2 separate regions of the Mus musculus genome follow, and region 2 is linked to region 1. A link is a loop called in an ENCODE intact Hi-C map of the cell type or tissue named here. Cell type or tissue: gastrocnemius. All regions are shown on one strand. Each heading gives the region's core, and the rest is flanking DNA. Links, peaks and the distances in the headings are about the cores only.

Region 1 (11,841 bases), core at 4,251-9,250:
CTTTGCCTTCTGGCCATCTGAAAATGCATTTGAGATGACCAACTTTAGGGTTGGTCTTCCCAGCAGTGAACTGCAGGTATTCAGTGGAGCCAGGTGGGCGCCGTCTGCCAGTCCCAGTGGGAGTACTTGAAGCACTTCCACATGGAACAGAGCACAGTGACCCGGATGGGACCCAAATTAGGTTCCATATCCACTTAGTGACTCAGTGGGACCCAGGGAGGCGCCCGGCACTATTTATATAGCTAGGCCCTGCTTCTCCCAGAGTGAGAACTCTCACCGAGGGACAGAGGTAGGACAAACTGAGGTCACAGAAGCGAGATGGGCTGATCTGTGGGTATCCATCCTTTGCATAACTCTCAGAAGCCAGGATGAGCATGCCAAGAAGAACGTGTACAATGGCACAGTGAGGAAGTGGTTGGGGAAAGGAGTATCTTTCGCATCCTGGTACACCACACCTCTACTGTCCCCACTCTCCCGACCAGGCAGCCCAGCCAAGGCACTCAGGCAGTCAAGCATAAGGCATGGGCACAGAGTCTGTTTTCTGACATTACAATCCCTGTCTAAAGCAGCTGCCCGACATCTCCCAGCCCGTCTATGCTCCACTGCACAGGCTTCCTTACTGAAGGGGAGGCTCAAACACAAGGGTAGACAGAAGAAAACAGGCCAGTCCGGCAGAGGCACAAAGTCCGGATTTTATTGTTATCCTGTGTTTGGCTTGGTGCAAAAAATGCCCTTACCACTGCCAGGCCCCACTGGCCTCTGGGAAGGCACAGGCAGCAGGTGTTCTGGGTTACTCTTAGCTGTTGATTTGGGTCTCAGGCAGGGCTTGCAAAAGAAGCACAGTGGGGCTCCCCCTTAACATGAAGTGCAAACAGTTAATTCACAGTCAGACTTCACCAGGAGGAAGAGCGGGCCAGGGCAGAAGGCACTCTGATGGAGGAGCAAGCCCAAGGCTAGCCTTGGTCTTTTTCCTGCTTCCTGATAATTTGGACAGCACAGCTGAGAAGCGGCACTGCCAGGTCTGGGTTAGTGCATGGTGGGGTAGGGTGGGAGGGCCTGTCACTGGTAGAACTTCTTGCTAGAGTTGTTAGCGTGGTCGAGGAGCAGCTGGCATGGGGTAAACTGTGTTCCATAGGCAGACTCGTACTTCCGTAGCCGGTCCACTACCTTCTGAGCACCATACAGATCCACAAAGCGGAAGGGCCCTGAGCAGAGACAGACTTTTTAGTGAAAGAGACTGTAACTTGCACAAGGATAAAGGAAGGCAACTTCCCGGCCTGCACACTGACCTCCGAGACAAGGGGGAAAGCCAAGCCCAAAGACAGCTCCGATGTCTCCCTCTGCCGGTGTGGCCAGGATCCCTTCCTGTAGGCACAGGACTGCCTCGTTCACGAACCTTGTTATCACACGGTATTGGACGTCTTCATCAGAGGAGCTGAGGAAGAGAAGGGAGCAGGAAGGAGAACTTAGCTAGAGAAAGAAAGGGAGGAGCCAGAGCACAGCACGTGGGGTGCGGGTGAGTTCTAGGGAGGCCAGTGGCCAGGGTGTACTACACCATCCTCAAAGATCAAAGTCCTTTCTCTTCCCTATCCAATGTGAACTGAGCACCTAAACAGGGCCTGGCACAGGAGAGATGACTGTCACATCTGAAGGATCAGCAACAGCAGCACATTCCCAAAGGTAACCAACAGTGAGGAGGGTACAGGCGCCTCCACAACCCACCTCCCACCTTCACAGGCTGGAGCAGGCAGGGTGTCCACAGGCTTGGCCCACTCTCACCTGGATACTGAAACTGGGCTCATGTGCAGGGAATTTAGCTGTACAGTGTTTTGCCAGCTTTGGGTCATAAATAGAATAGAAAAGGGGCCAAGGAGCTTTGAGCTACTAAGATAAACATTATTTTCGGGCAAATAGTCACTCAAATCAACTTACACCTCGGGCTTGGCAGGCAGCCTCAGATTTGCCAAGATATTATCCATTTCAGAATTCAAACTCTTATTCTTTGAGCCCTCCTGATAGATGTAAAAGCCCTTCCCAGACTTGCGACCTGAGAGAATAAAGAGACTGTGTTAGTCATTGCCTTTTACCCCAGCAGCAAACCCTGTCTCTGCTGGATGCTGTGAGCTTCTAGCACTCCACTGCACCCCTAAGCTCCTGCATGCAGCCAACTGAGCCATTTAACCCTTGTCAGATGATGGGCAGAGGAGAAAGCTCTGGTGCATGGAAATCTGAGTCTGCATAAGAAAGGCCACGCCCACGCCCACGCCCAATTTTAATGTACAAATGAAAGTCCCAGGTCCTAAAGGAGATTTCACTGCAGCCTCAATTGTATGTTCTGTATGTTGGACACAGGTAGCCAGACCTCAGGGCCTGGTGGATATAGAACTTGCTCCTGACCGTGCAGGAGGAGGATGCTGGTTTCTCTGGCATACACGGCACCGACTGCCTTTCCCCAGCCTAGGAGATTCCCTATGTCTAGGGACCTGTGTTCTGGAATCTTTCCCCTCTACCCTCTCTATTCTCAGGCACCTGCTCAGAGCTCTGTAACTAGCAGCTAACTCTTGTGTCCTGGAGTTACTCACCTAAGAAGCCCTTGGAGACCATCTGTTTCAGCAGTTCTACGCTGCCACCTCCAAATCGCTCCCCAAAGGCTTTGCCTAGATCTTCTGCTACGTGCTGTGCTACATCCACACCCACTTCGTCTGCCAGCGTGGCAGCACCCACAGGGAAGCCGAAACCTGTGGTCAAGGCGTCCAGCTTCTTAGGGTCAACTCCTTCCTGAACGGGAAGTAAAGCAAGGGCCTCAGGGCACAGCCATCCCAGGTCCCCCACACAAGGGCTGCCTGCATAAGCTGCAGGCACAACCTTGTGCAGAGCCCACTTCTTTTCTTGGACATCACCTGGCCAGATGCAGAACTAGCGCTTCATCCAGGAAAGCACAAGGGAAACCCTGCAGCTATCCCACAGGCACTCCGATCACAGAGTTCCTTCTCGCTGGTGACTCCGAATCTCAGGACTAAGTAGATGCTATGGCTACCAGGACACACACACACACACACACACACTCACTCTCTCTCTCTGTGTGTGTGTGTGTGTGTGTGTGTGTGTGTGTGTGTGTGTGTGTGTGGTGTGATACAATGGTAGTCAGGCCATTCTGGGAGGCTCTGGCTCCTGCAATGCTGGGGGAGCAACCAGCAGAGTTAACACTCTGCCTGTTGGGCACAGTCTTAGTCCCAGGACATCCTGTTTCAGTGTGAGAGGGAGACACAAAAGGGCCTCTGGAGAAAAGCAGTAGTACATTCTTGGGGAACTTGTCCCTCATCTGGACATCTTTAGCTTGGAGGACAGAAAAAGATATGACAAGGCCTCAGACATTCCATAGAACAGTACCCACCTGGAGGATTCGCATGACTTCAGACATCATGGGTGCAAGACACCTGGTGGTGTAGAAGCCGGGTCCGTCCTGCCAAGGGAGAGGAAGGGAGCTTACAGCCTTGCTTTGCTGCCCACGACCACATCCAGTATTCCTTTCCCAGACATCATTCACAGCTTTAGCTGACTTAAGCTCTCATCAGAATGCTCAATGTTATACTGGAGAAGAAGCCACCTCGAACAGTCTGGGTTTCATGTCATCTCTGAGGTCTGGAGTCACCAGTGAGGATCTGCCAGAGCCCAGACACTCCTGCTATCCTACTTCAGCAGGACAGTCACCACTACTGTCCGTTTTGGAGACAACCTAGTGGACAGAGTTTTGGAGGCTGGTATCCCCTTCCCCTGCCCCCCACCACAGAAGAGTTATAATAAGTCTGGAGGCTCAAGAAATCATGTTTGAACTTTCATAGCCTGCTTCTGCTTCTGACCTTACCTTGACCACAATGATGACCTTCCCTTGCCTGAGCCCCACGGCCACGGCAGAGGCCGTTGTGTCCTTGGAGGTTTTGTCAGTGGTGATGATTTCTAGGAGCTGCATCTTGTCCACGGGGGAGAAGTAGTGCATGCCGATCACCTGTGAGGGAGCCATAACCAGCACATTACCAGTGCCGGGGAGGGAAACACTGGAGAGAAAGGCCTGTGGGCAGAACTGCTGATCTAGGCAGAGGGTTGGGTCCATGGTCTCTTGCCACCCCTGGGCTCACCTCCATCAGGCCCCACATCACATCCCTGGACCAGTGTGCTAGGAAAGGTAGACTGTTCTGCAGCCACACACCATAGGAGGGGGAAGAGTCAGGCTTGGGTGGTTTGGAGACACAGGCCTAGTATTAGCAACTGTAGCTGCTTAGAAATTTTGTTGTTGTTATTTCTAGTCTCTCTGGCTGCTCAGTTGAAGCAGGTATCCTCCAGAGAAGTGAGGCTTTTTTCCCCTCTTTAAATGACTACATTCTTTATGAATCTGCTTAAGCAAAGATAACTTTCTAGACAGCATTGCAAATACTCAGTGAAAGTACTTCTAAGTTTAGTACTTTCAGATCCTGGGTAGAGGTTGAGGGTGAGGCTGTAGGTCCCCCAGCCCTGACCTTCCAGGCTGGATTGGAGTCTTACCCAGCCTAGGCAGGCACCACACTGCACTACAGCTGAACAGCACACTGCTTCCTGGTTTAGGGCCTAGCCCTCAGTATCTGGTTCTAATGTAAGTAACTTTAATAGTCCACATTTGAGAACTAGCCGCCACGAGGGATGCACACCAGTCACCATCCTACACCTGTAGAGAGTGGCGCTCAGTTTTCTGTGACCACTTTGGGGAAGCACCCCATCCACTTTATACTCTACACTGGTCTTTTCCTGGTTCATATACTAAAATTTCAGCCAGTGAGTCTGAAGCAGTCTGCCGTTTGAGGGTTTCTGTCGGGTTTACCTTCTCAGGCCTTTTGCTGACAGCAGCAATTTGATTGATTGGGAGAGCAGATGTGTTGCTGGCAAAGATACAGTGTTCTGGAGTCACCTGCAGGGGAAAGCATGTAAGAATCTGTCAGGTGGGCCTAGAGATGACAGCCACTGCACAGCTCAGTGATACTCGAGCCCAGCCTCCTCTCCAATCCATACTTACCCAGACTCTGTGACTCACCTAAAAGCTTTTGTGTTGACCTTGCTCTCTCTTTTTGTTTTGTTTTGTCTTTTCAAGACAGGGTTTCTCTGTGTAGCCCTGGCTGTCCTGGAACTCACTCTGTAGACCAGACTGGCCTCAAACTCAGAAATCCACCTGCCTCTGCCTCTGCCTCCCAAGTGCTGGGATTAAAGGTGTGCGCCACCACTGCCCAGCGACCTTGCTCTCTTAATTGAGCCATCCTCTACTGACGGCCTGTCCTGCCCTGGAGACCACATCTCAGCACTTGGGTAAACGTGGTACCTTACATAAATGCCACAAGGATGAGTTGAATTAGGTTTCGGTCAAAGTGGGGCATGGGTGTTGACCCCTCTTGGTATTTAGATGTGCTCTCAAGTCTGGAAGATTACACCATTCTGTACCCTCGCTCACCCTTCCTAAGTCAGAAAGTGTATACTTCCTTCATCCTAACTGAGCCACCGAAGGGCAGTGTCCACTGTAATTATGCGTGCAGCAAACAAATACGACCAACTGTTAGCTTTAGTTGCCTGTCTGCACTGTCCCTAACACAGGATGCGCAGTCTTCTGGCTCTAATCTCAACTTATTCAAGTTTTCTGACACGGGTAAAAATATGGAAGATGTGTCTGTTAAATCTGCACAAATTTGGCACAGACAGAATGCAAACATAAGATTAGAATCAAGGTTGAAGACACATTTAACACATTGAAAAGTTGAGTACAAAACGTTAATTATAACAGACAAAAGTGAATCGTTAGGATTAAAAAGGCAGAAGAAAGTATAGGCATTTGAGGAAAGGGCCTGGCTGTGAGGAGGATCCTATGATTTTTAACCAACCAGAGTGGACTGTGAGCTGACGGTGTGGTGTGACTCAGAGTGAACATACTCTCTTAGCTGCTAGTATGGTATCAAGGGTGAGGGAAAGGGCCTCTTGGGCTAGAGATGTAGCTCAGTAGGTAGAGTGCTCGCCTCACATGCAGGAAGCCCTGGGCTGGTTCTCCAGGACTGCATAAACTGGGCACAGTGCTGCATGCTAGTAATCCCAGCACTTCGGAAGAGGCAGCAGGATCTGAAACTCAAGGTTATCCTTGGCTACATAGTGAGTTCAAGGCCAGCCTGGGAGGTATATTTATCTTCTACTCTAGGAGAGCAAATACTTATCTCCCAAGATGGCTGGCAACACTCTCGCTGCTCCTTGGTCATGCATGCCTTTCTTCCTAGGAAGAAGGAGTCTATTTCCCACGCTCTAAATCAGGGCTGGCCATGGCTTGGTTTTACCAACAGAAGCATGGCCGTTGGTCTTGGGCCTTGCTGCAGTTCTGCAGCTACCTCTTTTGCTCTTAGAGAACCTTGCTATGGAGACATTTTGGCCATGGGAGGAATAGGCCCTGAAAGGCTTGGTGTTTAGGGCGCTGTGGTGTTCAAGAGATGCTTCTCAGCAATGTGTACGCTGAGATGTGAGCTAATGACCGAGACAGAAAGACAGGGAAGCATCTACAAACTGTTCCACGGGCTGCAGAGATGGCTCAGTGGTTAAGAGCACTGACTGCTCTTCCAGAGGTCCTGAGTTCAGTTCCCAGCAACCACATGGTGTGGCTCACAACCATATGTAATGGGATCCAATGCTCTCTTCTAGTCTGTGTCTGAAGACAGCTGCAGTATACTCATATAAATAAAAAAATAAAATAAACAAATCTTTAGAGACTGTCCCGTGAAGAATGTCAGGAACAGTCTGTTTAGTTCCATAGGGGGTAAGAGACGACTGATTTAAACTGAACCATTCGTAGACTCAGCTTGGGAGTTTTCTTAAAAGCAGCAAAAGGTCAGGTCTCTCGAGAGGATGGGCAGGATGCTGTGCTGGAGGTCTTCCTCGTGCCTTGGATTTTCCCTCTCTTTATAAAGATGTCTTTATTTATGTATTAAGTGGCCAGGCTGCATGTACACCTGCTCACCAGAAGAGGGCATCAGATCCCATTATGGATGGCCGTGAGACACCACTTAGGTGGCCTTAGTAATCCTGCCTGCTTCACCACAGCTTGCAAAGACAGCCACCAGTGTTGCCAGCTCAGTATCATTTCCCTAGTCTAGTCTAGCTGTGCTCTTTCTCACTCTTGGACTACAGCCATTTCTCCTTTTCTAAACCTTTCTTTCTATCACCCACATGAGGTACGTATTTTGTTCACTGTCATCTCAAGAATGGGCTTTTAGAACACTTGAGCAGGTCCAAAGGAGCGCCACCACAGATAACCATCCAAAACAGCCTGGAGAAAGCTCCCTTGGTTCCCTTTGCTACCGAGATATGAAATCACCTGATTATGGCTCACAGCCAACAACAAGAAATCCCCAAGACACCTGTGTACCCATGAGGCTATTTAGATGGCTGGTAACCTCCCCATTTCCACTCCAATATGGCTAATGAGCCCTGGGCTTAGGAGCATAGGGTACTTAATTAATTTTCTTCCCACAGGATTCATACCTGAGCTTTCTGATATACACAGCATGTGTACACTCACATACAAACTTACATTTGAGGCCTCAAAATTGCTTAGTGGGTAAAGGTACTTACTTACTTGCTGTCAAGCCTGACAACCTGGATTTGATCCCTGGGACCCACATGGTGAGAGGAGAGAAATGAGTCCTGCAAGTTACCCTCTGACTGCCACACATGCTCTATGGCATGCGTCTCCCCTCCGACAAGACCCCTCTGCTTGGTGCCCTCCGGGATTCAAGTGCAACAGCCCTTACTTACGCTTTCCACTTCCTTTAACACTTTGTGCTTTACACCGAGGTCCTCAAACACAGCCTCAATCACCATGTCGGCCTTCTCAAAGCCTTTGTAATCCAGCTGCCCAATCAAGTTGCTGAAGATGGAATCCCTTTCAAATGATGTGAGAGCTTTCTTCTTCACTTTGTCGTTCAGCCTAGAAAGAACACACTCTTAGAACAGAACAGCAGAAGACAGCTGCTGTGTGGCTTTAGGCACCCTGCGACACCCTGTGTGTCATTACCCCCATTTTGAAGAGGTCGAGTTCAAAGGGACTTGGTGCTAAGCGGCTAATGAGGAAGGTGATAGCATCTGATGTCACCTTGGACCCCAGGCACACAGGCTTTCTACCACAAGATGACTGCACATGGCTGTATTACTCATAAGACAGTTGGGAGTGCCAGCAAGAGGTGAGTCATGACCCAAGGAGGAGACTGGCAAGCACAGAGCATGGCTCTTGCCACCGTGTCCCAGACCAGCGAGTGTTAACTGCACCCTTTACGCTGCTCTCTAACACTGTCCCCCTCTCCCCACTACCCAACAACCCCAGCTCGGGTCTCAAACCCAGGGCCTTAGTGAGCACTCTTACACTGAGCGACATCTCCAGACCAAGGTTGTTTTTCAGGCTGTCAATCTACTTTCACTCAGTACACAAGTCTCACACTGAACTTGTCTTTTTCCAGGGAGAACTACAAAGGAGTCTTGTTATAACTGGATCATTTCATCGCCAAGGAATACGAGATTTCTTTTAGGTTCATCTTAACCATACTTTTCAGAATAAATAAGAGAATTTTCCTCTGAATTGAAAACCCATTCACTAACTCCCTTAAGGAAAAGAAAAACTAAAGTCGCAGCTAAGTTCACAGAACTATCCAATAAGGGACTGGAGAAATGACTGAGCAATTCAGAGCACTGGTTGCTCTCCCAAAGGACCTGGGTTCAATTCCTAGCACACTCTTGGCAGTTCACAACTGTCTATAACTCTAGTTCCAGAGAATCCAACACTCTTACACAGACATACATGCAGGCAAAATACCAATGCATAAAAAAATATTTTTTTTCAATAAAGGCTTTAAAACCATGGGCTGCCTTCCTACAGCTAGCTACAACAGGCTGTCTAAGTGCCAACAGCAGTGACTGACTCAATGCCGAGTGACAGTTTCTGAGAAGGGAAAGAAAACATGTCCTAAGACAGCAGTATGGTGATTGGCATTCACCAGGCCTAAGATGAGAAAGGGAGTATCTAGAAGAAGTCAGGGATGAGGCTATCTATCCTATGGCAACAGCTCTTCGTGCTGGTGATTGCAGGAGATGCTGGAAGGGGAGGCCTAGGTGTTGGTGCTGGGACAGTGTTGCTGTATACGCTGCTGCCCCCTCCTTTTTATTTTCCATTATAATCTGGCAATATCACCAATCTGCCAGTCCTGGCCAGTAGTGTAGTGGTAGCGCACACACTCCTCCGTAGCTGAGGGAGGACAGTGAGCTCAAGCCACATAATCCACTTAGGACACACATGCCCTCACTCAGCACAAAGTCCCACGAAGGACAGTCTGATGCAGCCAGCTAATCCGTCATGTCTGTGCAGAACACTGGGCTAAAAACAGCCTCAGTGTGGCTGAGCTGACTCCATTTCCACTCAGCCTAACTGGCGGCCTCCGTGTGAGACGGGGCTGTGAGCCATCCTTGGTTTTCATTTTAAGACGTTTGTTTTACCTTTACTTTGCCATGTACTTTGCATGTGGGTGTTCTGCTGCAGATGTGGAGCTGGTCGGCAGGCCTCGGGCATCTGGCTCACTGGCAGGGGCTCTCCTCTGCCAGCACTGCCTCCACCTACTTGGTCGGCACATGTTCTCACACACCCTCCCTCAGCCCTGCCAAGAGCTGTGCAGGTTCCATAATCCATTCCACGGGGGCAACTCCATGCAAACCTTGCCAAACCTGACAGTTACTAGTATCATACCAAAGGATGGAATAAATGGTATTTAGAATATCTAGTAATAAGGAAACATTCAAAGGCCAATGTCCTATGACATAATCAAGAAAAAGAGTTGAAAGAATAATTAGTATTTCTCAAAAAAAAAAAATCAAAGGAAACTTTGGTAAAACTATAGAGTGTGGGGCTATGTTCAGGCAAAAGGACCCTGTGATGAAAAACAAGACAAAACCAAACCCACTCCCGGCCCCACACAGTCCACCTCCTGGCACCAACAGGCCACTTACCCTTTGAACACTTGCTGCTGTCCCCGGCCCAGCCCCGTCACTGTGGTGTCTTTAAGAAGAGTTTTCAGTCCCTTATCCACAGAGACCTGGGCAATGCCAGCCCCCATCAGCCCTGCGCCAAGGATGGCTAGCTGCCTGGAGGGACAGGATCGAACAGTTCTGGTGAACACCTCAGGCACTGATTAGCTGGGAAACACTACCCACACTGTGAGCCAATAAACCAACCGCCAGCCACAAGTATAAGAGCTTTTCATGATGTCTATCTACAATACATTTTTGATTTTTAAAGATAAATGTAAAACTCACTAGGCCCAAAAACTTGGTTTTTCCATGAAGGCAGAACTAAACCAACTCTCAATTGCCCAAAGCGTGGGAAACCAAGCCTAATCTAAATCTAGGTTATGTCCGAAGACTAGTCTGTTTGATAATTTCATAGTGATTTTAGCATTTTTCTGTCATTTCCCTTTCTCTCAAGATTTACCATCCTATCCAGAGTACTTCAGTCTCCTTACTAGTAGCTTCTGGGTGCTCTTTTTTCTTCTGAGACAGGTCTTATGTAGCCGAGGCTGGCCTTGGACTCACCGTGAAGAGGGTGACTTTGAACTCACCCTCATGAGTGCAGGGCTAAGAGTCTGTTTTTTGTTTTGTTTTGTTTAAAGATTCCAGCCCCAGGGTCTTATATGGTCTTATATCACCATACCTGGGTTGTGTGGTACTGCCAACTGAACTCGGAGTTCCTGTATGCCAGGCAAGTATTTACCACAGGAGCCGAGTTATAGCTTTGGTCTGAGATGTGAGACCTAAACCAGACTGCCAGGGAGTTATTCCGAGATAAGAAAGCTCTATAAAGGTGCTAGAAGGGCCTAGGGAGGACTCAGAGGATCTGAACACAAGAATGTACTGGAATAAAGGCTCGGCTGTCCAGGGCAGAAGAGGCTGAGGCTAATCTAGTTCTCTGGCTTCTTGACCCTGCACAGTTGCTGCAAAGCAAATTCTCAGGCTTTTAGGCAGGGCAGCTTACTGAACGTTCTTCTGTGGTGCTCCAAATTTATTTTTCTTGCACAGGACCTGGCCGTTATAAAGCCCCATCAGGGCCTTCGATTCTTTGGTCAATGCAAGCTCTCCAAATTTCTGAAAGGTAAAAAGAAAAAGGGAAAGGTGGAACTCTGGGGTCCTGGTAATGGGACTCGTTTGTCACTTGCTCTGCACAGCAGAGGGAACACCCCGTGCCTTAGTTCACAGGTGCTGCAGCTGGGCTTCCACCTGCAACTGGTGTCCTCTTCACTGTCCTCTGAAGGACGTCTCACCACTGCTTTGAGGGAGGTTTGGTGTTTTGTTTAATTTGTTAATTTAAAAAAATTTAAAACAAACAAACAAACAAACAAGGTTTCTCTGTATCTCTGGCTGTCCTGGAACTCACTCTATAGACCAGGCTGGCCTCGAACTCAGAAATCTACCTGCCTCTGCTACCACACCTGGCCTTGAAGAAGGTTTTAATGTGACAGCTCTCAGACTCTTACAGCAGAGGAGTGATAACCTTTGCCTGTGATTGAGAGTCTCAGGCCCAGATGGATTTTTACCATTCCTCCAATAACTGGCTATGGTGGAGGACTGAGAGGAGGACCAGATATTAGTTAGGGCCATCTTGCCTAAGGCAGAACTTGAGCAGGGTCCTAGAGACTTCAGTTTTCTTCCCACTGCAGCAGGTGGACCAGCACCATTCCCACTGCCACTTTAAAAGCGTCTTAGCATCAAGGATGAGTCCCTTGGTTTAGTGGTTCCCAGCATAAAAGCTGG
Region 2 (11,841 bases), core at 2,613-7,612, 62 kb after region 1:
ATTTTGGACCAGTTAATTCTTTGGGCTGTGTACTGTAGGATGTTTTAGCACAGCCTTTACCCATGAGATTCTAATAGCAACAAATCATTTCCCAGCCCTGCCCTTGCCCATATGTATATGCACACAGTTGAAACTAGCAGAAATGCCTGCCAGCTGTCTTCTGAAGAGAGTGGGAAGCACATCCCCGAGTTGAGAAGCACTGATCCTGTTGAAACACGAAAACAGTGCATTATATGTAAAGTTGGAGGAGACAGCTCCTGTGGGTCAGTCAGACCATTCCCTCCTGCTTTGTTTGTTTGTTTGCATTATTAAACAAACATTATTGACTATTTTAAACTAACGTATATGTTAAATTCCAGAGGAAGAGCTTGTATATGAACTTACAAAGTATTGAACTTGGTATTTTATAAATAATAGTTTCTTAATACATATTTGTTGGAATTGAATTGAATCTAGAAGCTGACCATTTCATTAGGCTGTCTATAGGTTTGATTGCAGTCCAACAGTTAGAATGACTGTTTAGCAGACAGGATTTAGACCCAGGAAATACTAAATGTTTGTGTAAGGCTTGAACTTGGGTCATAACTAGTACCCAGAGCTATGCCGAGTGTTGCAGAAAGGACAGTGTTCATTCTTCTACCCTTAGGGACGCTCAGTTCACCTTTTCTTTTTTCAATTGTAGCTTTAGATTTTTCTTATGTTCTTCTCATATATTACATCTGGACTGCAGTCTCCCCTGCCCTATCGAGACTCTGCCAGATCCACCCTCCTTCCCCCTCCCCTCAGAAAAGTACAGGTTTCCCAGGGGCATCAACCAAACACAGCATAACAAGCTACAACAAGGCCAGGCGCATGCCGTCATATTCAGTTCATCTTCCTAACCAGAGAGAGCCAAGCCCGGGCCTTAGAATCAGAATCCTTACACCTGTTTCCCAGTCTTTCTTCACGATGGCTTTGTGATTTGACTGAGTCACTTAACCTTTCAAATCCAGTTTGGGTGGCCCAGTAGTAGAGGCTTGCCTAGCATGCTGTAGCCCTGAGTTCATTCCCCAGCACCACAGAAACTAAAATGAAAGCATTTACTAGGACTCACACTCTACATTAGATTGAGTCTGGTGCATGCATGGGGGCGGGGGAGGGGACAGGGAGGTGTATGTATATAAGTACATGTTCTCTATGTAATGTATTCTATCTGATTTAATTTTTGTAAAAATGTTTGTAAACTAGGCACCATGAACCCCCCGTTACAGAGGAAGTTGAGTCTCCAAGTGATCCCGTTCCTGTGATCTCACAGTGGTAGTTAAGCTGTTGGCCTGCCGAGGTACTGGCTGGACTCAACACCTTTCAGTGCTTCCGATGTCTGACTGAACTTTCTTCTTCACAGGGTCATGCTATGATTGTGGAAGCTTACCCCAAATGACTGCTCTAGAAGGAGGCGACCGACTGATCTCTTCAGCACTTGCACTGGGCAATGCCATTTCAATGCACTACCAAGTGATACCTGCAGTTCCTAGCTCTTCTTAGGAAACAACATTTGTGGCCTTCTCTTAAATACTTTGCAATCCAGCCTTGCCAGTGTTCGAGGTTTTCGATAATCACAGCTTCTGCTCTCTAAGTTCCAGACTATTACAGATGTTTGCGCAGTTCCTGTTATTTCTTTTCACAGAGACTAATGGCTGCTAGCCACTTGGAGAGAGAGAGGCTAGCTCAGGTTTAGAATCGTCTTTGTAACATTTGCAGATACTCCTTATTCCTGTCTGTGTCATAGAGATAATTATTTTTTTCTAAAATACAAACCGGTGTGCCTAAGTTAACTTACTATAGAAAAAAAAATAATCTAAACATCTCTTAAACCTGAAATGCTTAGAGACATAGATACCATGTTGGTTGACCTTAATAAAGTAGACATGTATTAGAGGACTGTTCGTAGTCTCGTTATTAGTGGGAAATGGGCAGCTTTTATAACTATTACAGTCAGTTGTGAAACTGCCAGGGACATAGTAGTAATGTCCCACTTACAATACACTTACAGTGTTTCCCCCATTTCTTTTTTTTTTTTTTTTTTTGGTTTTTCGAGACAGGGTTTCTCTGTGTAGCCCTGGCTGTCCTGGAACTCACTTTGTAGACCAGGCTGGCCTCGAACTCAGAAATCCGCCTGCCTCTGCCTCCCAAGTGCTGGGATCAAAGGCGTGCGCCACCGCCGCCTGGCCTCCCCCATTTCTTAATTGAAGCAAATTGATTTTATTGGAGATGCTCCTATTTGTCAGGGTTGATGTAACATTTAAGAACATATTTAATTTTGACTATAATAAACCCCCTCAAATTCTTGACAACTGTGCTACACAGTCACATTTATGCAAGCCTGAAGAAGTTGTAGATTCAGTTACAGACATTTGTTTGAATGTTGCTCAGATGTATGGACGTTGCTGTCAGAATCACCCTGGGTGGTTTGAGCACTTTTAGGCAAGGAACAGTGTTGACCTCTGAAGAAGACTTGAGAGTCCCCCTGTCATTTCCCCATAGTTTTCCTGGTAAATTAAGCCATAGTGTGTATGTATGTATTTTTGTATGGGATATTTGTGTGGTGCTGGGAGTTAAAGTCAGGGCCTAGTGGATACTAGGCAAGTGTTGTACTCTAAAGATGAGCTTCATCTCCAGAGGGGTGTGTTCTTGTTTTTAAGGTTCTTCTGAGTCCAAGCTTACCTTTAGATGTCTGATTTAAATTTTCTCAGTTACATTTTATGTTTTAATACTTAGTGAACTTTTCCCCAAAAGGCGATGGTTTAAATTCATTTGCAAAAATGACAGAATCACTTAGCCTGTGGTCACTAAGGAACAAAGAAGTCTAACTGAGTGATGGTGGTGCTCACCTTTAATCCCAGCCCTCAGGAGGAAGAGACAGCCAGATCTGTGAGTTCTCGGCCAGACTGACCTGCAGAGCGTGTCCCAGGACGACCAGGGCTGCACAGAGTAATTCTCTCTTGAAACCTTGCTGGAAATAACGATAAGTAATTTTCACAAGAGGCTGGCTGATGTGATGCTGCACTCATGTATTTTGTTTGTATTTATCACATATTGTACGGAAGAAACAGGCTTTGAGGATAGTGATCCTGTCAGAAGGAAGAGGGACCAGAACTTATGCAGTCGTCTCCAGGAATGCTTTGGGGATTCCTAGAATCAAGGAAGCCACTAACCAAACTTCCGAAACACTTTTAAGTTTCCCAGGTTATTTAACTGTAACAGTTTACAAGTGAAAATGAACTTTGTGAGTTGGGGAAAATGGCATGAACCAAAAGCACTCCCTTGGGCTTTCCGCTGGCTCAGCAGGTAAAGGTGCTTGCCACCAAGCCTGCCAAAGTTGTCCTTTAACCTCTCTACACATGAGTCACAGAACATATGCATGTATGTGCACACCCGCACACAGAATAAATAAGTAAATTAATAAGACAGCAGTCTTAATCAAAAACCCATCAATAGAAATAAAACAAGGCATTTTTACAGGTGCGCCATGTATATATAAAAGGGTTAATTATATAATACATTTCCTAATAGCCAGGCTAATAAATGAGGAAAGTTTTCCAGTAATCAAATATATAAGCACTAGTCTTATGTTTCTACTTTTTCTGTTTTAAAATATAAGGTAATTGTCTCAGCTACTGTTGTACTGCTGTGAAGAAACACCATGATCGGGGCAGGGTGTAGAAAGAGCATTTCACTGGGGGCTTGTTTACAGTTCCAGAGGGTTAGTCCATGATCACCAAGGCAAGACGTGTCAGCAGGCATGTATGGGGCTGCAGTAGCCTAGAGCTTAGTAGCCTAGGCAGGAGGCAGAGAAACAGAGACTGAGCTGGGCTTGGGCTTTTGAAACCTCAGAGCCCACTCCCCTATGACACACCTCCAACAAGGCCACACATTTTAACCCTTCCTACACAGTGCCACTAAGGGGAACCAGGTATTCACACATGTGAGCCTGTGGGGTCCATTCTTATAAAGACCACCACAGCAATCCATACATCTAAAAGCTATACACTTGGTTGAGATTTTGAGGCTAGGTCTTGCAATGTAGTATGAGCTGGGGTCAACTCATATCCTTTTTCCTCAGTCTCCCCAGTACTGGGCTTAAAGCATGTTCTTGGCACATGTGTACCCCTCAGCATGTTATATACACACAACACCCCAAAAAGTCCGCTCCAAATTAAGTTAAATATATGGGGTAATTTTTTTTTTCCTTAAAATTTAGGAAAATAATGTCACTGTGGTCTCAGATTGAAGGGACAGGGGAATTTATTGGAGAAGACATTTAAAATACTAAACATTATAGTTCTAGAAAATTGCCAACACTGGGCTGTCAAGGTGACTCACTGGGTAAAGGTGCCTACCCCTGAGCTGGCGGAGCTGGACTTCCATCCCCAGAACCCATGTGGTAGTCTGAGAGACCCAGTGCTCACATACTGTCCTCTAACCTCCACGTGTGTGCCATGACATGCTCATCCATCCACCCACATGAAGTCTAGTTAGAAATTAAATTTTTTGCCTTGCCTATGTTGAAATAGGAATTTTGGTTTTCCATGTGCTTAGAATGCTTGGAAATATAGTGAACACATTTTATAAAGAATTGCTACAGACCCAGAAGATAGAAAATGTTTTAAAGAATGACAAAAGAATCATAGACATTTTTTTTTCAAATGACATACAAATGATAAATAAATGTGAAACTAGGATTCAGGAAAAAAAAAAAACCAACAATAGAACAAAAACAAACAAGAAACCCCTGAGACCATGAGATTTTACTTTATACCTACCAGGTTGGCAAAATCAACCAGACTGAGAATAGCAACTATTGGTAAAGATGTAAAACACTTTCTTTGTTTTGTTTTGTTTTGGGTTTTTTGTTTGATTGGTTGGTTGGTTGGGATTTTTTGTTGTTTTTGGTTTTGTTTTTGTTTTGTTTTAAAGCAGAGTCTCACTATATAGGTCTGGCTATCCTGAAACTACCATATAGATCAGGCTGGCCTGAGCTCCGAGATTAAAGGTCTGTGCTACCAAACTCAGCAAGTGCTTATTTTATAAGATTTATTTTTAATTGTATGTATATGTGTGTTTTGACCTATGGGTATGTGCAGTGGGAGCTCCGGCCCATGGAGACGAGATATGCAGGCTTACACCATAGTTGGAGTTTAGACGGTCATGAGTCACCATGTGAGTACTGGCACTGAACTTGGGTCCACCACAAGCCCAGTGCAGACTGGGAGAATACAAATTGATAGCAATTTTGGGAAAAGAGCCTGACATTGTCTTGCATTTGAATATGGCACAAGGTCTATCATCCAACACTTCTCTTAGGACCCTTCCCTGAAGAACACACTCATGAATCCAGGAAACAGGTACCCGGTTGCTCACAGCAGAAAAAGGGCTCTTGTTAAGTGATAGATAAGTTTATAAATAGAACTAACTTCTAAAGATACCTAAAGTGAGTTGAAAGATAATTTATAAGACAAGCAAAAGATAGTTTTCTTACAGAAAAATAACAAATAATACATGTAAGTACCTACAGTCCAGAATTTGGAACTAGCCCCTCCCCCCGACAATGGGCTGGACTTTGCGACTCCAGCGAGTAGTTCGTGGAAAGTGGGGAAAGCAAACATACAGTGCAGAAAGGGCAAGCATCAGCTGAACCCAAAATAACCTCAGATACTCAGAATTCGTTGAAGTTCAAGGAAATACCAGGCAAACTCAAATTAAGGGAAATTCTAGAGTACTTGACCAGTACATAAGACCTGTCAAGGTCATGAGAGACCGTCTCGGAGGGCACCAAAGAGACATAATAACAAAATGGATTGGGTTCTGGGACAGAAAGTGGGGAGGGCATTCATGGAAAAACTGGTGAACTCTGAAGTGAACAGTCTGGAGTGAACAGTTTGAAAAAAAATAAGCTGGGTCTGCTGACACATCCTTTAATCTCAGCACTGAGGTGGCAGACATTGGTAGAGTGCTGTGAGTTCAAGGCCAGCCTTGCCTCTGTAGAGAGTTCCAGACTATAGACTCTGTCTTTAAAAAATAAAAATCCCGGGGCTGGGGTACAGTTCACTGGGAGTGCATGTCTCCTATGCGTAAGGACCTGGGTTAGATCCTCAGCTAGACCAGGAAGGGGCAAGCAAGAGTAAAACCTGCACAGAGGTCGGATGTCATTGGGTTTGATGATGATTTCTTGGGTACGACACCAAAGCAGAAGCAACAAGAAAAAAAAGGATTAGATTTCTCTGCATCAAAGACACATTCAAGCCGGGCGTGGTGGCGCATGCCTTTAATCCCAGCACTCGGGAGGCTGAGGCATGCGGATCTCTACAAGTTCGAGGCCAGCCTGGTCTAGAGAGTCCCAGGACAGCCAAGGCTACACAGGGAAACCTTGTCTCAAGAAACAAAAACAAGGCAAAATTCCTGCAGTTCAAAGCCAGAGAAACAGTCTAGGTGAGAATGGACAAATAATTTGAATAAATATTTCTCCAAAGCAGTTATGTGGATGTCATTTAAAAATATACTCAATACCATCACGAATAGCGGTACACACCTTTAATTCTAGCACGTGGGAGGAAAAGGCAGGGGGAACCTCAGAGAATTCAAGGATCCGAGGCTAGCCTGGCCTACAAAATGGATTCTAGGTCAGTCAAGGCTACATAGAAAAGAGGAGAAGGATAAGGAGGAAAAGGAAGAAGAGAAGAAAACCCCAAATATCACTGGAAGTGCAAAGAAAAGCCTCACACACACACACACACACTAGGCTGTTGTACAGAAAACTTTGCTTTTCTCCATCCCACCAAATAGCCATTTGGGAATGAAAACGTTCTTTCTTCTGTCTTCTCATTCAGACATTAATCTCTCAGTTTGTTATCTTCTGACCATCTCTGATTCCGAGTAAAAGCTCACACTCTTCCTATGGTCTATATAGTTCATTCATCCAGCAACTACTCACTGTCTACTAGATGTCAGGCAGTCTGGACTTCAGTACCCAATAAAATAGGAGAAAATTCCTGCCTGCCTTACTGTCAATGAAAAGAATTCTAATTCTTCTCAGCCATTCTCCTCCTAGCCTTTCCTCAGGTTTTACACTTTTTTTTCTCTGAGACAGTTTTATTATGTAGCCCAGGCTATCCTCAAACTCCTGAGTGCTGATATCACAGGAACATACCTCCACACTTGCTCTTTCTCAAATTCATCAGGAACAGGGTTCTCAGGGACCTTCTGAAAATTACAAACATCAAAGTAGTAATAATGGGTATGTGTATTTGAGTTTTAATTTCCTCTCTATTTGAATTTTTGTAGTTAACATTTTGTTACATAGTTATATGTAGTTTGCAGCATTTTTTAAAAAACATTTATTTATTTTATATATGAGTACACTGTCGCTGTCTTCAGACACACCAGAAGAGGGCATCAGATCCTATTATAGATGGTTGCTGGGATTTGAACTCAAGACCTCTGGAAGAGCAGTCAGTGCTCTTAACTGCTGAGCCAGCTCTCCAGCCTCTGTAGCAGGTTTGTTTTGATGGGGATGTGCATTGAAATGATTACTAATCAAGCTAATTTATCTGTTATCTTACATAACTGGTGTGTGTGTGTGTGTATGTGTGTGTGTGTGTGTGTGTGTGTGTGTGTGTGTGTGTGTGTGTGTAACAGTCCCTCAAAGCTGCTTTCTTAGAAAATTTCTAGCACACAAAAGATTATTCTAACTCTAGTTCTCACACCAGCTCTCTGGACTATTCTTCCTATAGAACTGAAATGTGTCTTTTTATATTAGAAATGATTACTTTGAAAAAGTTCTGAATCATTTGCATAGTTAAACATATAAACTGAACAAATAAGAAGTGCGGCTTTAGAGAAATTCTAGCTCTTGTGTAGCCCAGTGTGGCCTAGAACGTGTGCTCTTCCTGCCTCATCTTTCTGAGTACTCAGGTGGCAGCTAAGGTAGCGTTACATTGTCGTGTGGAGTTCTGCTTTGGTAATCAACTGTTTGACCTGACAGACCTCTATATGGAAGGGAAAGGAACTTCTGAGTCCACTGCAGCTCCAGATGTTGCCAACAAGTCTACGAGCCTCTTCTCTCTCACAACAATGCATTCCCTCCAAGGTCAGCACCACTGCTAGTGTTCCTGTCACCCCAACATGCTCTCAGTCCCTCCAACCTGCGATTCCTCTTCATCGTAAAGTCCCTAGCCAGGCAGTGACAGCATATACCTTTAACCCCGGCACCTGGGAGACGGAGAAAGGCACATCTCTGAGTTTAAGGGCAGTCAGAGCTACACAGAGAAACCCTGTCTTGAAAATAATCTCCCAAAAAGGTGAGAAAGAGACAGAGACAGAGAGACAGAGAGAAAGAGATGTCTCAAATAAATAAACTAGTGACAGATTACATAGTGAGTTCCAGGACAGCCAAGACTACATAATGAATCCCTGTTTCAAAACAACAACAACAATAAAAACAAAGTGCAGAGTGCCTTGGAGCCATCGTTACACTTTGATCTCTCTCCTTTTTAGAATGTGTTTGTATGATCCAAAATCACACAGTGGGATGCTACCTGCAAGCTGTTGGTTTACCTCTGTAGCTTAACAGAGGTTCCCCATGTGTTTCTGATCACACAGCAGCCCTGCATGTTGATGCATTCTAACTGCTCTTACCATGCGCCTCTTTGACGGGTTGTGTGTACTGGCACTGGGGTGCGCGTGGGCGTGGCCTCTGGACATTACCTGCTCTCTTGCTCGCTTACTTTTTGTTTTTTAAAAAGATTTATTTATTTATATGTAAGTTCACCGTAGCTGTCTTCACACACTTTGTCTTCTCTCTCCAGCCCCGCTAGCTCCAGCCCAAGGGTTTATTTATTTATTATATGTAAGTATACCATAGCTGTCTTCAGATACCCCAGAAGAGAGCATCAGATCCCATTATAGATGGTTGTGAGCCACCACGTGGTTGCTGGGAATTGAACTCAGGACCTTCGGAAGAGCACTCAGTGCTCTTACCTGCTGAGCCATCTCTCCAGGCCGCTCACTTACTTTTTAAGCCAACTTAGAAATGAGAGTTGCTTTGAAATGTGTTTTATTTGTCCCTGAGGACTTCTCTTATGAATTTTTTTTTAAATGGTGAGAGGTGCCAAGTGAAGGGTTAATGTTGTTTCATGCACTGGTTCTAATACATGGTTGTTACCAGCACAGCGTGCATTGGATATGCGTCATTGCTTGGGAAGGAAAAGGAAATCCCCCCCCCCCCCCCCGCCCCGACCGCCAAAGCACGCTGGAGAAAGGAGCCTCCTCTGCGTCTGCAGGGAGCGGGCTTTTATATGCTTATTTTTTATTACATTTATGTATTTGTGTGGGAGTGGGTGTGGGATGTGCATGCCATGACACTCAGAGGTCAGAGGGCAACTCTGGGGAGTCAGTTCTCGCCTTCCACCATTTGTGGGTTCTGATCTCAAACTCAGGTTGACAGGCTCACATGCAAGCACTTTCATTTGCTGAGCCATCTCACTGGCCCACCAGTTTTTATTTTAACAGCAAACGTTTCTATCCCATTTTATGGAAACACCCATAGATCTTATAAATTAGAAATACTGACTTACCAGAGACTTTTTGTTGATTTGTTGATTTTATGTAACATTTTCTCAAAAGCCTGCCACTCCCTGTGAATTCTATCAACTGGTCAGATGTCTGATTGTCCTGTCTTCTTCTTACTCTTCTGTCTGTCTTGCCTCAGGTGTCATTCAAATGTGCCTCTTTGTTTCCATACGTATTTCTCTGATATGTGTGTTCTCTATTGATTTCTTTTTTAAGTTAGAGAAAAAGGACTTCACCTTTCCCTAAACCTTAAAAAGATGTTAACAAGGGGCTGGAGTAGATGCTCTTTGATCAACAGCTCTGGCTGCTCCTCTAGGGAACTGGGTTAGTCCTTTCATGGAGGCTCAAACCATTGAGAACTCCAGTTCAGGTGATCTGACTCCCTCTTCTGGCCTCTTAGGGACTGCACATATGTGATGCACAGACATACATGCAGGCAAAACATCTATAAACAGAGAATTCAAGGCAACATATGTGATGCACAGACATACATGCAGGCAAAACATCTATAAACAGAGAAGATAAGGCAAGAAAGATAATAGAAGACCGTTTTGTTTGTTTGATTTGGTTTTTGAGACAGGGTTTCCTATGAAGCCGTGGCTGTCCAGGCTGGCCTCGGACCTCTCTCTGGGATTAAAACCTCACACCACCATGCCTGGCTAGTATAGAAAACTGTATATGCTGTAAAGACAACATGGGAAGCATGGTATGAACTTATAGCTGTTTCAGAGACATTTTGGCCACTACGCAAGTCTTGGATAAGATCACAAGAAAACTGACGGTCCATATTCTCTAAGTAGAAGTTCTAAAGTTGCCATCAATTTTATTGTTCTGCTATGAAACACACAGGCTCATGTGCAGTCAACTTTTTATTGTGGTTATATAAGTACATGTAAAATTGGGAGTTTATTGTAAAGCACTTCCCAACATCTGACATTACTTTTTACAGTAGTACTTTTTATAGTCGGTAATACACAGCGTCTGGGTCCCTCCCTCAGGCTGAGCAAATGTCCTTTATTTCCTGTTTCAGAGAGCACTGTCAAAAGTTTCACTGTTGCTGAATGCCCAGTCACCTGTTTTAATAGTTGAATTCACTGTGGATTTTTTTCTATGACATGTATGTGCTACTTCATAAATTAGTAAATGACCTCTTTTGTTGTGTTTTAGAAGCAGTTTTTATTAGTAATAACTTTATAATTAAATTCTGCCCCAAAGAAACAGAATTTTGCCCTTCATCTTCATTGGAAGATCACAGGTTCCTGTCAATCAGTCATCCTTTCTTCATAACTATCAAAAAGAAACAGCAAAGAAATCACTCAGGAGTGACATTTTCCTTGTATCTGTCACATGCATTGTTGGGTACAAAATACACTGCTGATTACAGCTCTTTTTCTTGTAGTTCTTTGGAACATTGCCTTTGGTTTTTGTTTTGTTTGTTTGTTTTTTCCTTTTGTTTTGTTGTTTTGGTTTTTTTCTAGCCAAGGCAGGCTTTTTCATCAGGTTACTAGGTAGCTCTAACTACCTTTTTCCTGCATCTTGCTTGGATACTTCAGGGTGATAGACTGCTGAGCTGCAAGGAAATGAAGATCTACCTTTCTTGAGCAGAGCCTAGCAGGGAAGAGTGCCTTATTGCCTAGAACTCACTAGTGGATTCCTGCACACACACTTACCAGGAACATGGGGTCATGTGTGGCTCTTCTCCAGTGTCTGTCTTTCCTATAGAAAAGCTTATCCTGAAACTTAGAGCTGGGGGACAGGACACTTGCCTCACCTGCATAAACAGCTCTCCTCTCTGGATATCAGACCTCAAAGGGCAAGCCATTTAAGGTAGGACTGGTTGGCTGGTTACTTACACACACACACACATACACACACACACACACACACACACACACACACACACACACACTATATGATATATAGTGTTGTTGTTTGGTCAGGCTCTCACTTTGTAGCCTCCTAGATTGGGCTTGAACTCTTGATCCTCCTGCCTCAGATTCTCAAGACCTGGGCTTATGACCACAGCTGGCTGAAACGAGGGTCTTTCCAGATAATTTAAAATTTGGTATTGTGGGAATCTGGACTGAACTGGTTCCTGGTTTGTTGATGCTTTGCCTCTGCTGTTCACCCAGGGATGGCCACATCCGTGGGGGGTGGAGGTGGGGAGGCTTTGCTGAGGAGCTGCTTGGCAAGAGGTTGACCAGAAGCCAGGCAGTGGTGACGCACGCCTTTAAT

The links. Hi-C counts contacts between places; a loop is a spot of excess contacts. Peaks named below come from ENCODE experiments on the same cell type or tissue, not always from the same donor. Only the 100,000 strongest peaks of a DNase experiment are listed, where the experiment ranks them.
Region 2: a loop joins it to region 1, with 2.3 times the contacts of the local background. A loop is called at or near these places in 9 of 42 quality-filtered maps.

Annotation. Positions count from the first base shown.
Region 1 is chr5:30,118,756-30,130,596 of GRCm38, forward strand. It overlaps Hadha (hydroxyacyl-CoA dehydrogenase trifunctional multienzyme complex subunit alpha), which reads right to left. Exons shown (of 20, transcript NM_178878.3): 11 at 11,066-11,175; 12 at 10,045-10,179; 13 at 7,810-7,981; 14 at 4,853-4,939; 15 at 3,866-4,006; 16 at 3,395-3,463; 17 at 2,583-2,778; 18 at 1,933-2,047; 19 at 1,290-1,435; 20 at 668-1,205. The coding sequence ends at 1,060. Among named protein-coding and RNA genes, the nearest start is that of 3110082J24Rik, 19 kb to the left of the region's middle. In gastrocnemius, for the core only: a CTCF peak has its summit at 7,003 (motif pointing right); a DNase peak (open chromatin) is centred at 7,052; H3K27ac peaks cover 208 bases.
Region 2 is chr5:30,182,669-30,194,509 of GRCm38, forward strand. Hadhb (hydroxyacyl-CoA dehydrogenase trifunctional multienzyme complex subunit beta) reads left to right here. Exons shown (of 16, transcript NM_145558.2): 16 at 1,385-1,925. The coding sequence ends at 1,420. Adgrf3 (adhesion G protein-coupled receptor F3) reads right to left here. Exons shown (of 14, transcript NM_001014394.2): 14 at 10,763-10,893. The coding sequence ends at 10,869. Among named protein-coding and RNA genes, the nearest start is that of Adgrf3, 17 kb to the right of the region's middle. In gastrocnemius, for the core only: no CTCF peak of the experiment used is centred there; no DNase peak of the experiment used is centred there.